Regions from separate parts of the Homo sapiens genome. Here regions 2, 3 and 4 are each linked to region 1. Evidence: chromatin contacts called from ENCODE Hi-C or POLR2A ChIA-PET data. All regions are on one chromosome and are shown on one strand. The core of a region is the stretch at or near the end of the contact, and the rest is flanking DNA. Distances in the headings are between cores, read along the strand shown.

Region 1 (2,972 bases), core at 301-2,800:
CTTCTTCTGAGGCTGCACTAGCCTCTGCCCCCTTGGCCTGGGGTTCCTGGCTCTCAGGGGTGGCTGCGGCCTTCCCTTCCTGAGCAGTGCCCTCGTCGCTGCAGGCACCGATCTCCCCCTGCTCCTGCTCTTCCTCTGTGGGTGAGGAGGCAGAAGAATCACCCCCACCCTCCTTCCGATTTCTCTTGAAGGACAGGCCGCTCAATTTGAAAGGCTTCTTGAAAGAGAATTTCTTCTTCTTCTTGGGGGTCTCCTTGGGGGGGACCTCCCCCTTGGCCTCAGCACCCTGGCTAGGGGGTGCTGGCTCGATGGCATCGCCAGTGGCCCCGGCTGCCTCATCTGTTCCGTTCACAGGGGGCGACTCCCCTTCACCCTTGGGGGATAAGTCTCCATTGCTTTTCACGTGGCCATTCTCCTGCAGGGCAGAGGGAATAGCAATGAGGGCAGGGGCTCCCCCTCCCCCAGCCCGCTTCTGATCCCTTCTAGAGGAAGGGGTCCTCGATTCGATTCTACTGCAACCCGAAAGTCTGGCTTCAGCCTCACCCACACCCAGGATCCCGTCAAACACCTCCCTCTCGCCCCTCACGGGCGCGCGGGGAGCGAGCGCGCAGAGGGCGCGACCGGCAGGAGGCGCTGGGGTCCCGTGGCCCCCACCCCCGTCCCCCGGGGCGCGCTCTCTATTCCGCGCGGAACCGCTCCGGATCTGCTGTGCGGATCCCGGGCAGGCGGGCGAGCCGCTCTAGGCGACATTGGGCGGGAAGCCGCCCCGGGGCGCTGTCTCTCTGCACCTGGACGGCCTATTTTCCCAGCCTCCCGCTTTGTGTAAGTGGCCCCCACCCACCCCAGGCTCTCCCGCATCTCGGCTCCCCCTTAAAAAAAAAAAGACCGTGGGCCACCGAGGTCGGGTCGGCGGGTGGAGTGCGCTCCCCGCCGGGCCCCAGCTCCGCGGCCCCTGGGCGCCCCCTTGGCGTGGCCCAGCAGCGCCTTTGTTCCCCGCGCGGCACTCGGGGCGGCCGGGGGGCAGCGCCGGGGACCGGGGCCGCGAACAAAGAAGGCGGCAGGGCCCGGCCGGCGCCCCCTCCCCGCCCCTCCCCTCGCTTCGCCCGCGGGGGCTGCGGCGCCGAGAACAAAGGGACCGGGCGGGGGAGGGGGCGCCGCGTGTCCCGGGCCGGACAAAGCGCGCGGCCCCGGCCCCGGCCCCGGGCCCTAGAAGGGGCGAGGTGCGAGAGGAGGGGCTGGGGCCGGCCGGGCCAAGCGTACCCACCTGGCCGTTGGCCTTCGCGGGGGAAGCGCCTGCTGCCTCCTCGGCGGTCACGTCGCCCCGGGGAGCCTTGGAGCTCTGGCTGCCCATGATGGGGGTCTGCTGGGGGGCGCTTGGAGCCGCCCCGGGCTCGCGCCGCAGGGGATAGTACGGCGGGGTCGGCCCGGCCGGCGGAGGGGTGGGGCTGGCGCCCGAGGGGGAGGGGTGCCGGGGGAAGCCGAGCTGCACCTCCGCTCCGCGGCCGACCCGCTAGCTGCGCCCGCCGCCGCTCCGCTCCGCGCCAGAATGCCGCCCGCCGCCCGCCGAGCTGCCTATATATAAGCGCCCGGAGCTCGGGGCGGGGCCGGACATTTAAATGCGCGCCCAATCGAGGGGCGGAGGCGGGGTTGGCTCGCAGGCCCCACTTGCGCAGCAGGCGACGCTGGCGGTCGGGTACCCCCCACCCCACCCGAATCCCAGGGGCAGGTAGAGTCCGGTGTGGGCAGGAGCGAGGCCAGTCCTCCCGCGAGCTGGGCGGGGCGGGGCGGGGGGCCTGGAGGAAGGAGACGGGCAGTCATTCCATCCTCTCCGCTCCACCTCTCCGGTGGGCGCCCCCGCAGCCTGGAGCGGCCCCCAACGCCTTGGTCCTGCAGCCGCTGGCAGTCTCCCGCTTGAACCCTTCGAAGGGCTCACACGACCAGGCTCGTCAGATGGCTGGTCCTGAATTATACTCTAGAAATGTGGTCATAGAAGCTGCAGGGCCCCTGCGCTGGGCTCGGCACCCGCTCCGGCCTGGAGAGCGGTCAGAGGTCCCACCCACGTCCCTGCCTGCCTGCCATGGCCAGCCGGGGAGCGGAGGGCTCTGCCTTGCCTCGGGGTCACTCTGGTCGGACTAGTGAGGCCTTTCCCTCATTCCTCCTTTCAGTCCCTTGGTGGCCAGTCATTCTGAGTGGGGACAGACAGATTCGCCTTGAGCCCCTCCTGCCCTCAGCCTGGACCCACTGCAAAGTCCCACGTGGGGGACTTTGTGACCTTGAAGGGCATCTCCATCCCCATTGAAAGGCCAAGGCTCAGAGGCATTGACAACCTGTCTGACTTGGCTCTGGTCCTTCCTCTTTACCTCCACACACAACTCTGCTCCCCTACATCAGGGTGCCCCAGGCCGGCAGAGGAACCCCAGCTGGGGACTCAACAAACCTCAAAACACCCCAGTTTCTGAAGGGGAGGGATAGGATGCTACCAAGGGTCCCTTCAAGGGACAGCCCCTTGAGGACAGCCCTCAAAGCTGCCCAGCCCAGCTTCCCACCCTGCCTGAGAGCAAGGGAGCCCGGAGGTGCTCCGGGCTGGAGACTCCCTAGCTTTGGTCCTCTGCCACCTCTCCTTCTGCTGGCCTGGATAGGCTGGTGGGAACCCCAGAATCCTGGCCGGCCCCGGATGTCTGTGTCCGGCTGCCAGCCCTCAGCCCCCAGGAGGAAAGGGATGGGGGCTGGAAGGAAGCAAAGTGTTGCAAATGCAAGGCTGTGTCCCAGCCAGCTCAGCAAGTCCCTCCCCTCCCTCCTACGGTGAAGCCTCCTGGGAGGCCTGAGGCTGTGAAGTGTGGAGACACCCCAGGGCCTGAGAAATTGGGAACTCCCCAGAGATCTGACCACAGAGGGGCGGGGAGGGCTGAGGTGGCTTCTGCATTCTGCACTCACTCCTGTATCCTCCATCCCCACCCCCACCCTGAGACTAC
Region 2 (3,087 bases), core at 351-2,850, 650 kb after region 1:
TGGTCCCACAGATGGAGGTATTTCTATTAAATACTCAGAAGGGAGCCGGGTGCAGTGGCTCACGCCTATAATCCCAGCACTTTTGAAGGCCAAGGTGGGTGGATCAGTTTAGGTCGGGAGTGGCCAAGATGGTGAAACCCCATCTCTACTAAAAATACAAAAATTAGCCTTTTCCTTTTGTGGGTGGTGGCAAAGGTGGACAGAAAGCCATGAAGGCCTTGGGCACACAACAAGAGTACAAGGTGGTGTGTCACTGCCTGCCCACCCCCAAATGCCACACACTGCCCCTCTACCACATGCAAATCTTTGCGCCTAATCATGTAGTCGCCAAGTTCCACTTCTGGTACTTCCTATCTCAATTAAAGAAGATGAAGAAGTCTTCAGGGGAGACTGTCAACTGTGGGCAGGTGTTTGAGAAGTACCCACTGTGGGTGAAGAACTTTGGCATCTGGCTGCGCTATGACTCCCGGAGCAGCACCCACAACATGTACAGGGAATACCGGGACCTAACCACCATGGGCGCTGTCACCCAGTGCTACCAAGACATGGGCACCCAGTACCGCGCCCGGGCCAACTTCATCCAGATCATGAAGGTGGAGGAGATTGCGGCCAGCAAGTGCTGGTGGCCAGTTGTCAAGCAATTCCACGACTCCAAGATCAAGTTCCTGCTGCCCCACTTGGTGCTGTGCCATCAGCAGAAGCCACGCTTCACCAGGAGACCCAACACCTTCTTCTAGGTACAGGGCCCTCGCCCGGCTGTGCCTCAAATAAACTCAGGAACACCCTGGTGGGGAAAAAAAAAAGTTAGCTGGGCATGGTGATAGGTGCCTGTAATCCCAGCTACTCGAGAGGCTGAGGCAGGAGGATCGCTTGAACCCAAGAGGCGGAGGTTGCAGTGAGCCGAGATCGCACCACTGCACTCCAGCTTGGGTGACAGAGTGAGACTCTGTCTCAAAAAATAAAAAAAAAGAAATACTCTCAGCAGGGGTTTGTCCTGGGCACTGGCATCACACAGAGAGGAAGTGAGAGCTCATCCAGGATTAAAAACAAGAATCACCATTTCTGAAGGATTCCTCTGAGCCCAGTTCCTTGTTCCTTCATAGCCATTGATATGCATATCTCATTTAATCCTCAAAATCAGTTTAGGAGAAAAATTATTTCACAGCTGAGGAAACCAAAGATCCTGAGACTTAGAGAGGTTACATTACTTGCCCAGGGACACACAGCTAGAAAGTGATGGAGGCAGGATTTGAATCCAGATCTAAGTGACTTCATAGTTTGTAAATTTTTAACCTCTGAACTTTGCCCTTCCAGTTGCAAGATGCTGATGCATTCCTGTATTTCCAGCTCTTCACACACAGGCACTCATCGATATTAGCACTGCCTAGAGAAGCCAGTGAGGTAAAGATCATTGTCCCATTTTCCAGGTGAGAAAATTAAGGCCAGAGAGGGGACTTGCTCAGTGTGGTCAGCTGAGAAGTAGTGGCATTCCTTCTAGAATCCAGGTCTCCTTTCTTGCCTCTGGCAGCCTTCCTCCTTCCTATACTTTCTGCCAACTGCTGAGGCTTCCGTCTCGAAACAAATGACTCAAGGTAAATCACTGGTTGGACTTCCCCTTTCTCAAAATACAGGAAGTCTGTGTTGTTTGCAGTCCCTGTGGGTGAACAGTTTCAGCTCAGTTACGAAGTAGGCTGGGCCACATAGAGGACTGGGTCCTGCTGGGGCAGGGTTCCAGGCTACTGGGGCTGGCACCGCTGCATTTTTCCTTCCTAAGAGTCATGTCAGTGTGTCTGTCAAGTCAGGCTTGACGTCTTACCCCAAAAAGCCTGCTGTACTATTATGAAATTTAGAAAAATGAGCCCAAGAGGGAGGGGCCCTGTCAATAATTAATAATAACAACTATTATTTCATGTTTATGGCACATTAACCTTCCTACCAGGCACTGTGCTAAGTGGCTGACACGTGAACCCATTTGAGCCCCGTAACAGCCCTAGTAATAAGGTTCTATAGCTTTGGAGCCAAATAACACTAGATACAAATCACAGAAATGCCACTTTCCAGCTGTGTGACATCAGGGACATTATTTACATTCATTCAGTAAATACTTTTGAGCACTTACTATGTGCCATATTTCAGTGAACAGAACAAAGATCCCTGCTCTCTTGTGATGTTTACATTCTACAAGGTAAAGCAAAGTGTAAACATAATAAATATAATAAATTATAAATACACATAAATAAACTGTGTTAGAAAGTGGTAAGGGGAAGATACAGTAGAGCAGGGAGGAGACAAGGAGTGCTGATGCAGCATCAGTGCAGGGAAGAGGCAGGATGAGTTGTTAAACAGTGGTGTCAAGGAAGGTCTTGCTGAGAAGGTGCTATGCATACAAAACTTTAAGGAGGTGAGGGAGTTAGCCATGTAGGTAACTGGGGAAACCCTTATTAAGCAGAAGGAACAGCCAAAGCAAACGCCCTAAGTGTGCTTGGTGGTTCCAAAGAGTAGCCAGGGCCGGGTGCAGTGGCTCACACCTGTAATCCCAGCACTTTGGGAGGCCAAGGTGGGCGGATCACAAGGTCAGGAGTTCAAGACCATCCTGGCCAACATGGTGAAACCCATCTCTACTAAAAATACAAAAATTAGCTGGGCATGGTAGCGCGCCCCTGTAGTCCCAGCTACTCGGGAGGCTGAGGCAGGAAAATCGCTTGAAACCGGGAGGCGGAGGTTGCAGTGAGCCGAGATCGCACCACTGCGCTCCACCCTAGTGATAGAGCAAGACTTTGTCTCAAAAACAACAACAACAACAAACAAACAACAACAACAACAACAACAACAAAAACAAAGAGCAGCCAGGAGGCCAGTATGGTTGAACAGTGAGCCAGGGAGAGAGTCCTCCCTACCCATAATGTTGCCCCAGTGATTCTTTCTTATACTTTGTTCTGTGTTTCCTTCCTTGCTCTTCTCATAATTTCCAAGTATTTAGTTTACTTGAGTGTTTGCTTATTTCTTGTTCTTTTCCTCCACTAGCCCTAAGTTCCTTAAAGTCAGAGAACATATTAGTTTTACTTGGTGTTGACCACAGAGCCTGGG
Region 3 (3,316 bases), core at 25-2,524, 740 kb after region 1:
CATACTGTTTTAAAGACTGTAGTTTTGGCCGGGCGCGGTGGCTCACGCCTATAATCCCAGCACTTTGGGAGGCCGGGGCGGGTAGATTACTGGAGGTCAGGAGTTCAAGACCACCCTGGCCAATATGGTGAAACCCCATCTCTACTGAAAATACAAAATTAGCTGTGCGTGGTGGCATGCGCCTATAATCCCAGTTACTTGGGAGGCTGAGGCAGGAGAATCGCTTGAACCCAGGAGGCAGAGGTTGCAGTGAGCTGAGATCGTGCCATTGCACTCCAGCCTGGGCAAAAAGAGTGTCTTGACTGTTCTTGTACACTTACTTTTCCAGATGAACTTTTATATCAGCTTTTGAGTAACACAGCTATTGAATCTTCCTCAGCATTCTTGTCTATGCCAGGCACCAGGCTCTTGAGCAGGGTATTCAGTCCTTGCCCTTGGGAAATCACAAACTAGATGCAAAGTGTAACCAAACAAGAAGTGTAAAATAACAACAGGAATCTCACGCTATGGGTAACAAGAACCAAATGAGTGAGGGGTCCAGACAGACTAAATGCTGTGTTCCTTGGGGCCAGGCAAGTCATGGAAGGTTCAACAGAGGTGACATTATACAGGACTTTGATGGGTGAGCAGCAGCTTTCGGTATAGAAGAAATGCTTTGAGTTGAGGAAGTCCGGGAAAGCTTCTTGGAGAAGGAGACACATTTCTATTGAGAGATGAGTAAGAGTTTGCCGGGTTCACAGGATGGGATAAAGGGAGGGATTGCCCTGAACTGGGAAAGTCACAAAAAGGTTCTCTGAAGACATTTTAGATGCGTTTTGAGTTGGAGTCGGGGAAGATGCCTGGAAGAGGCAATTAAATAAAAAGAATTTTATTACAAAAGTAATACAAGGACATGTCATTGGAACCGGGTTTCGAGAGATGAGTGAGCAGTTCCTGACGCAGACAAGAGCTGGACCACGAAGTAAGTTGAGGCAGAGGCAGAAAAGGCTTCCTGGTCCTGCCCACTCTCTAAGACCTAAGATGCAGGGTCTAAGTGTCTCACCTGCGTGGCGGCGGCCCTGTAGTTCTGACTTCCAGCGTGAGGTAGCCACCGCCAGGCCTCCGGGGGAGAAGACTACAGTAAGGGCGAGCAGAGCTGAATGCTTTATGTCGGAATCGACCAATGGGATGGCGGCACCCGGTTGCCAGGGCTACGGCCAAGCGGAGGTAGGGCCTCGGCACTATGGGCGGGGCCTGGGCGGGGTTATATAAGCCAGCGGCGGGCGGAAGGCGGGGCGTGGGGGTCTGTGGCTGCTGGGCTGGCGGGGCGCAGGCCGCGGGACCCGAGCCCGGGGAAGCGAGAGAGCGGAGGCGCCGAGGATCCGATTCACTCCCTGGGGAGACCTATGGGCCGAAGCCGTGTAAATGCGTTTTAAGGCGAGTGCGGAAAGTGGCCTGGGGAGCCTCGGGGAGCGGACGCCCTCCGCCCTGGTGCTGACCTGCCTCCCTGCCCCTTCTGCCTCCTGTCAGCAGAGGCCTCGGCTCCGCAACTGCCACTCCTCCTCGGGGTGTTGCACAAGTTTCGAGGTCACCGGCGACCCCCCCTAGCAGCGCGCCTGGCTCTGGCCCCCGCGAAGGAGGACGGAGTTTGGTAAGGGGCCCTGGGGGTTGGGGGGACCTCAGCCCTGCACTCTGTAGGAGTCACTCGGACAGAAAAAACCTCGGCCTTCCGTTCTCTCCCAGGAGCTTGCGGCCCCCACCCACCGCGTGGCGTCCCCAGGCACGCCTAGAATTCTAGCACCTCAGGATCAGTCCAGCCCCCATTTACAATTGGGGAAACTGCGGCTCCGAAAGGGTCAGAGGGTACCCGAGGTCAAGCAGTAGAGAGCGGACTCGAACTTAAGCTCTTGCTCTTAGGCTGAGACGCCTTGATGTGGCCACCGGCTACCCTCTAGGTGGGCGTGGTCAAGACTGGGGGCGCCCTGGAAACTTCCCCACCCAAGTTTCTCAGATTTTCTGTTCCATCTCTCTCTCACTCTTTCCTGAAATCCAGAATTTCAGAACTGGGAAGGCTCTCCAAAACAATTCATCCATTTTACAGAGGGAGCAACTGACTCGGAGAGGCAGTGACATTTGGGCATACGGTGCCTTGTCTCCGTCTGAAATCCGGGATTCTTGACTTTCTCCACCCTTGCCCAGTGAACCCCGGGCTTGTGCTGGGGGCGGGTTGTGACGGGATTGGGATCCCTGGCCTCGGGAGGCGAGTGGGGCAGCAGAGCCGGCCCCCCAGCGGTTCCCTTCATCTCCCCTCGCCCCGCAGTGTGTTGCATACTTTCTAAGGCGGCGGCTGCAGCAGCGGCTCCATCCAGCCCGTCAGCTCCTCCTGCAAGGCATGGCTGGCTACCTGAGTGAATCGGACTTTGTGATGGTGGAGGAGGGCTTCAGTACCCGAGACCTGCTGAAGGAACTCACTCTGGGGGCCTCACAGGCCACCACGGTGAGGGGCTGGGAATGGGGGTGGGTCCCCGGTCCCCTGTACAGATCAGCTGCCTCCTCAGGAAGGGTCCCTAGGGCCCTCATCTTATCCTTTCGCTTATTTGGTACGCAATCCTTGCTATTTGCAAGAGAGGGGCTCAATTTATCCCCAATTCTTTGTCCTTGCCCCCAAACCTGCCCCTCCTATGTTGCCTTTTTACCCAGCCCTCCAAGGTCAGAAACGGGGGATTCCTTTCCTGCTGCCCCCTCTCCCTCACCGCCCACATCTAGGCATTACCAAGCTCTGTGAATTCTGCCTCCTTAAATAAGCCTCCAGTGTGCTTATGTGGAACCTCGCTTTCTAGTTCAGTCTTCCTCTCTCCAAAGGCCCCCTGATCTCCCGGTCTCATGCCACCCCCTCCAAAGGTATCATAGTCCTGTTCAAAATCTGAATTTGGCAATTCTCCACTGCCTACAGGATCAAGTCAGAGCTTCCCTGCCTCCATAGCCCCATTCCCAGCTTTCCCCACAGTATATATTATGCTCCTTCGGAGCTGAATGACTCAATTTGCATTTCCCAATGATGCTGTGTGCCCAATGATGCTATTACCATGCCTTTGCCCAGGCTGTTCCTTCTGCCTGCAGCATCCTTCTCTCAGCCTCTCCCCTCTTTACCCCTTTCTAGTCATTCCTTGCTTCTCATCAGTGTTGCCTTTCCTGATCGCCCCAGGCAGATTTTCTATTTTCTTTCTCCATGCCCCTGCATTGCACCTTGTAGAAACTGCCATCTAACATCTGCTGAATGGACTTGTAAGTACTTAAGGGGTTCCTTTTCTTCCAGACCCAAGCTCCTTCAGAACAA
Region 4 (2,939 bases), core at 414-2,913, 920 kb after region 1:
TATTTGGAATTCTTCTGCACAGACAATTTGTCTCTTCTCTCCCGTTTATTAATTTATTATCTCATTGAATTTCTCAACAATGGGTTGGTCCTCTGATTATCGTCATTTCTGGAAACTGGAAGGCCTTCCTTTCTTCCCCACCTCGCTCACCCCAGAGCCAATTTCTGAAGCCCTCTCCACCTCTCCAGGAAAGAGTGGCCTCCTCTGTGCTCTCCCGCCATGCTTTAACATTCCAACTAATTCATGCCACACAGATTTCTTGTGCCCCTGCTCTGTGCCAGGCACTGTGCTTGGGGATTGAGAACAAGCAGTCCCTATGGGCCCTGTCTTCGAGTTGCTCACAGTGTTTGCCATCCTGTGCTGGACTAGAATCTTCGTGAGGGCAGGGGCATTATCCAGTTTTTTAATAGCTGTGCTCCAGCCAACCAGCTATTAAAAACAGTGGTTGATGTTTACTAGGTCCTCTATGAATATTTACTGAATTTGGAAATGCTTCCTGGAGGACAAACGCTGGCAGATGATTGTTTATCTCTGTGCCCTTCCCGGGGGACTGTGCGCTCCCTGAGGGCAGGGCCAGCCCTGATCCATCCTGGCCCAGCGGTCGGGGGGTGGTGGATGCCATAGAAATCTAAGCCGGTGAAGGGATCCTGGAACCGGCTGCCTCCTCAGGTAGAAGTGTAAGTTTGGAAGCTGACACAGCTCGGGAGGCCGAATCAGGAGGACTTGGTGACTGATTGGCTGGGGAGGGTGAGGCGGGAGGAGGAGTCACACAGATGGCTCTGAGGTCTGGAGCCGGGGGACAGCCGGTGCCACCTCTGATAGACTCTGCGAGAGGAGCCACTGCCAGCTTCGGGCCGCCCCATCCGTCGGGGATCCGGCCTAGGGCTAGGGAGGGGTGGCTGGGCCTGTGCAAACTTCTACTCCCCACCCCTATGTCCTCGTCTTAAAAAAAAAATCGGCCTGGATTTTGAGCAGGTCGTTATCAGGGGTGAGGGTCCATCCTGGGGGTCCCCTCCAGGCGGCCGTCTTCGAGGGAGACCCCCAGGGGCAGCCTGGCACCGCGCGGGCTCGGCCTGGTCAGGGCCGTGGCCCGCCAGGCCCAAGTCCCCAGCCTGCCATCACCCAGGAGTGGGGTGGCGAGGCGGCCGCCGGGCCTGGGCAGGACAATGGCCACGGCCGCCGGGGCCCCGGGAGCCCCCGCGCTGGGGAAGGGGCTGTCCTAGGGCCGGGCGCCGGTGCCCTCCCCGCGCGGCTCAGGCGGGCGGAGGGGGGCGAGGAGTTCCTTTGTGGCTCTGCCTCCGGCGCGGCGCGGGCGGGGGGCGCAGCGCAACTTTGCCAGGCGGTGGCGGCGGCGGCGGCGGCGGCGACGGCGAGCGCGAGACGAGGCCCCGGGGCCCGAGTGGGGGCCCCAGCGCGCGGCCCGCCCCCGCCCCCCGCCCGGCCCCCTCCCCTCTCGCGCAGTCGCCAGCGCCCGGCGCTGCCCACTCGCGGGAGCCCCCGGGGCCGGACGGGCTGCGCAGCCGGAGAGGCGGGGGCCCGACGCGGCCCCCCCGGAGCCGGGCGCCTGGCGCGGGGGCTCGCCGAGCGCACTGGGGGCCGCGCGGCGCTGCAGACCCAGCCTCCCGCCGCCGCCGCCGCCGCCGCCTCGGCGCTTGCAGAACCCAGAAGTGAACAGCAGGCGACCCGGAAGGTTTGCGCGCGGCTCCGCAGCGAGCCAGAGCCGGAGCCCGAGCCCGGAGCCTGTGCCGGAGCCCCAGCCCGGCCCTGCTCGGGCCGCCGGGCGCGGGGCTGCGGCCGCGTCCCGGAGGCGCCGCCAGCACAGCCAGGTCCGTGCGGGCCCGGGGCGCGCGGGGAGCGGGCCCAGCGGCGGCGGGCGCCTGCCCGCGGGAAAGTTGCGCCGAGTTGCGGGCGGGGGCCGGGCCGGGGCGCGGGCGCTGTCAGCGCGGGCCGGGGCGCTCCGAGGGCCCGGGGCCGCCTGCGCCTCGGGCCCGGCCCAGAGCGGCGGCGGCGGCGGCGGCAGCGGGGCGCGCGGGGTAGGAAGTGTCTCCCGCGGCGTGTCTGGGGCTGGTCTCCGAGTGTGTGTGCGTGTGTGTGTGTGCGCGCGCGTGTGTGTGTGTTTTCTTAAGCCGGGCTATTCAAACCCTGCTGCAATTCTCCGGTAAACAATGATTCATGGGGCATAATGCAAATAAACGGATTGCAAACGGCGCGGTTCGCGCACTTTGCAGCCGGCCCGGTGGAGCAGCCAGTGCCGGATTTCTCCCTTTTTTTGCAGATCTGCAGAATATGGCGTCCCTGTCCTGTTTTAAAAATAAGCCAGGCTGCCATTTTTGTTTTTCTTTTGTCTGAAAATTTTAATAAAACTGTCTGAGAATGTGGGAGAGGCGGCTGGAAGCAGAGGGGGCACCCGAAGGGTTGGCTTTTTTCCTTTTCTTTGGCGAGAGCCGCGAGCCTTTCGGGGAGGTGAGACACAATGCAATTGCACTTTAAAGAAAAAAAAAAAGGGAAGCTGCCGGGCGATTTGAGGGGGGAGGGCTGGGAATTTAAAGTTAACTCCGAAAGTTTGCTTTGCTTTGCTTCTCTTTCTTTCTTTCTTTCTTTTTTTTTTTTTTTGGAAGGCGGTGAAATGCCGCGAAAGGATCTCGAGGCCCATTTCTCCCCCAGCCAGCTGCCTTTGCAGGATTTTTGGGAAAAGTTAACTGCCGGTTTCCTCAGAGCTGCGCGGGATGGGGGTGGGGGGGCGGATGTGGAGGGTTGAGGATGGGAGTTTTGGGGGAACTGGGAAACATTTATTTGGAAGGGGCTCTATAAACATGGCATTGTAAGGAGCTAGATCCTCAGATCTGGGGGAGAGGGCCGGCAAGAGGGGCTCAGAATGGGTCCAGGATTTCCAGCAAAGACCCCTGGCATGAGGAAATAATCCTGCTGTCCCACCACCC

The links. Hi-C counts contacts between places; a loop is a spot of excess contacts on that map. ChIA-PET counts read pairs that join two places held with the same protein, here RNA polymerase II (POLR2A). Pooled maps may share reads with other maps.
Region 2: a pooled map shows a loop between it and region 1 (4-fold over the local background). The contact joins the enhancer-like site here to the promoter of MARCKSL1 in region 1. A Hi-C loop is called at or near these places in 3 of 37 single-sample maps with no recorded cell type and 4 of 50 pooled maps. POLR2A ChIA-PET finds 5 or more read pairs at or near these places in 2 of 52 experiments (K562 and PC-9).
Region 3: a loop to region 1 is called in a pooled map, with 6 times the contacts of the local background. The contact joins the promoter of AZIN2 here to the promoter of MARCKSL1 in region 1. A Hi-C loop is called at or near these places in 1 of 168 maps with a recorded cell type or tissue (dorsolateral prefrontal cortex) and 2 of 50 pooled maps. POLR2A ChIA-PET finds 5 or more read pairs at or near these places in 1 of 52 experiments (K562).
Region 4: a loop to region 1 is called in a pooled map, with 2.1 times the contacts of the local background. The contact joins the promoter of ZNF362 here to the promoter of MARCKSL1 in region 1. A Hi-C loop is called at or near these places in 1 of 50 pooled maps. POLR2A ChIA-PET finds 5 or more read pairs at or near these places in 2 of 52 experiments (GM12878 and WTC11).

The regions. Positions count from the first base shown.
Region 1 is chr1:32,334,683-32,337,654 of GRCh38, forward strand. It overlaps MARCKSL1 (MARCKS like 1), which reads right to left and starts at 1,551. Exons shown (of 2, transcript NM_023009.7): 1 at 1,265-1,551; 2 at 1-415. The coding sequence starts at 1,351. It overlaps LOC124903949 (a long non-coding RNA gene), which reads left to right and starts at 695. Exons shown (of 2, transcript XR_007065661.1): 1 at 695-822. RefSeq lists silencers at 373-812, 953-1,032, 1,163-1,312, 1,333-1,862, 2,796-2,924 and enhancers at 1,204-1,773, 2,043-2,132.
Region 2 is chr1:32,979,736-32,982,822 of GRCh38, forward strand. It overlaps the pseudogene RPL18AP4. Among named protein-coding and RNA genes, the nearest start is that of RNF19B, 16 kb to the left of the region's middle. RefSeq lists enhancers at 710-1,326, 830-2,029. Within about 2 kb of position 1,601, at least 33 of the 41 ENCODE cell types and tissues checked have a DNase peak (open chromatin) inside an H3K27ac peak, as active enhancers do; they include PC-9, where a contact is called at or near this core.
Region 3 is chr1:33,079,879-33,083,194 of GRCh38, forward strand. It overlaps AZIN2 (antizyme inhibitor 2), which reads left to right and starts at 1,275. Exons shown (of 12, transcript NM_052998.4): 1 at 1,275-1,416; 2 at 1,510-1,630; 3 at 1,723-1,934; 4 at 2,300-2,476. The coding sequence starts at 2,372. It overlaps LOC105378635 (a long non-coding RNA gene), which reads right to left and starts at 1,118. Exons shown (of 3, transcript XR_947163.2): 1 at 1,043-1,118; 2 at 321-449. RefSeq lists a silencer at 1,237-1,496.
Region 4 is chr1:33,254,829-33,257,767 of GRCh38, forward strand. ZNF362 (zinc finger protein 362) reads left to right here and starts at 1,664. Exons shown (of 9, transcript NM_152493.3): 1 at 1,664-1,826. RefSeq lists silencers at 1,053-1,152, 1,595-1,654 and an enhancer at 2,120-2,414.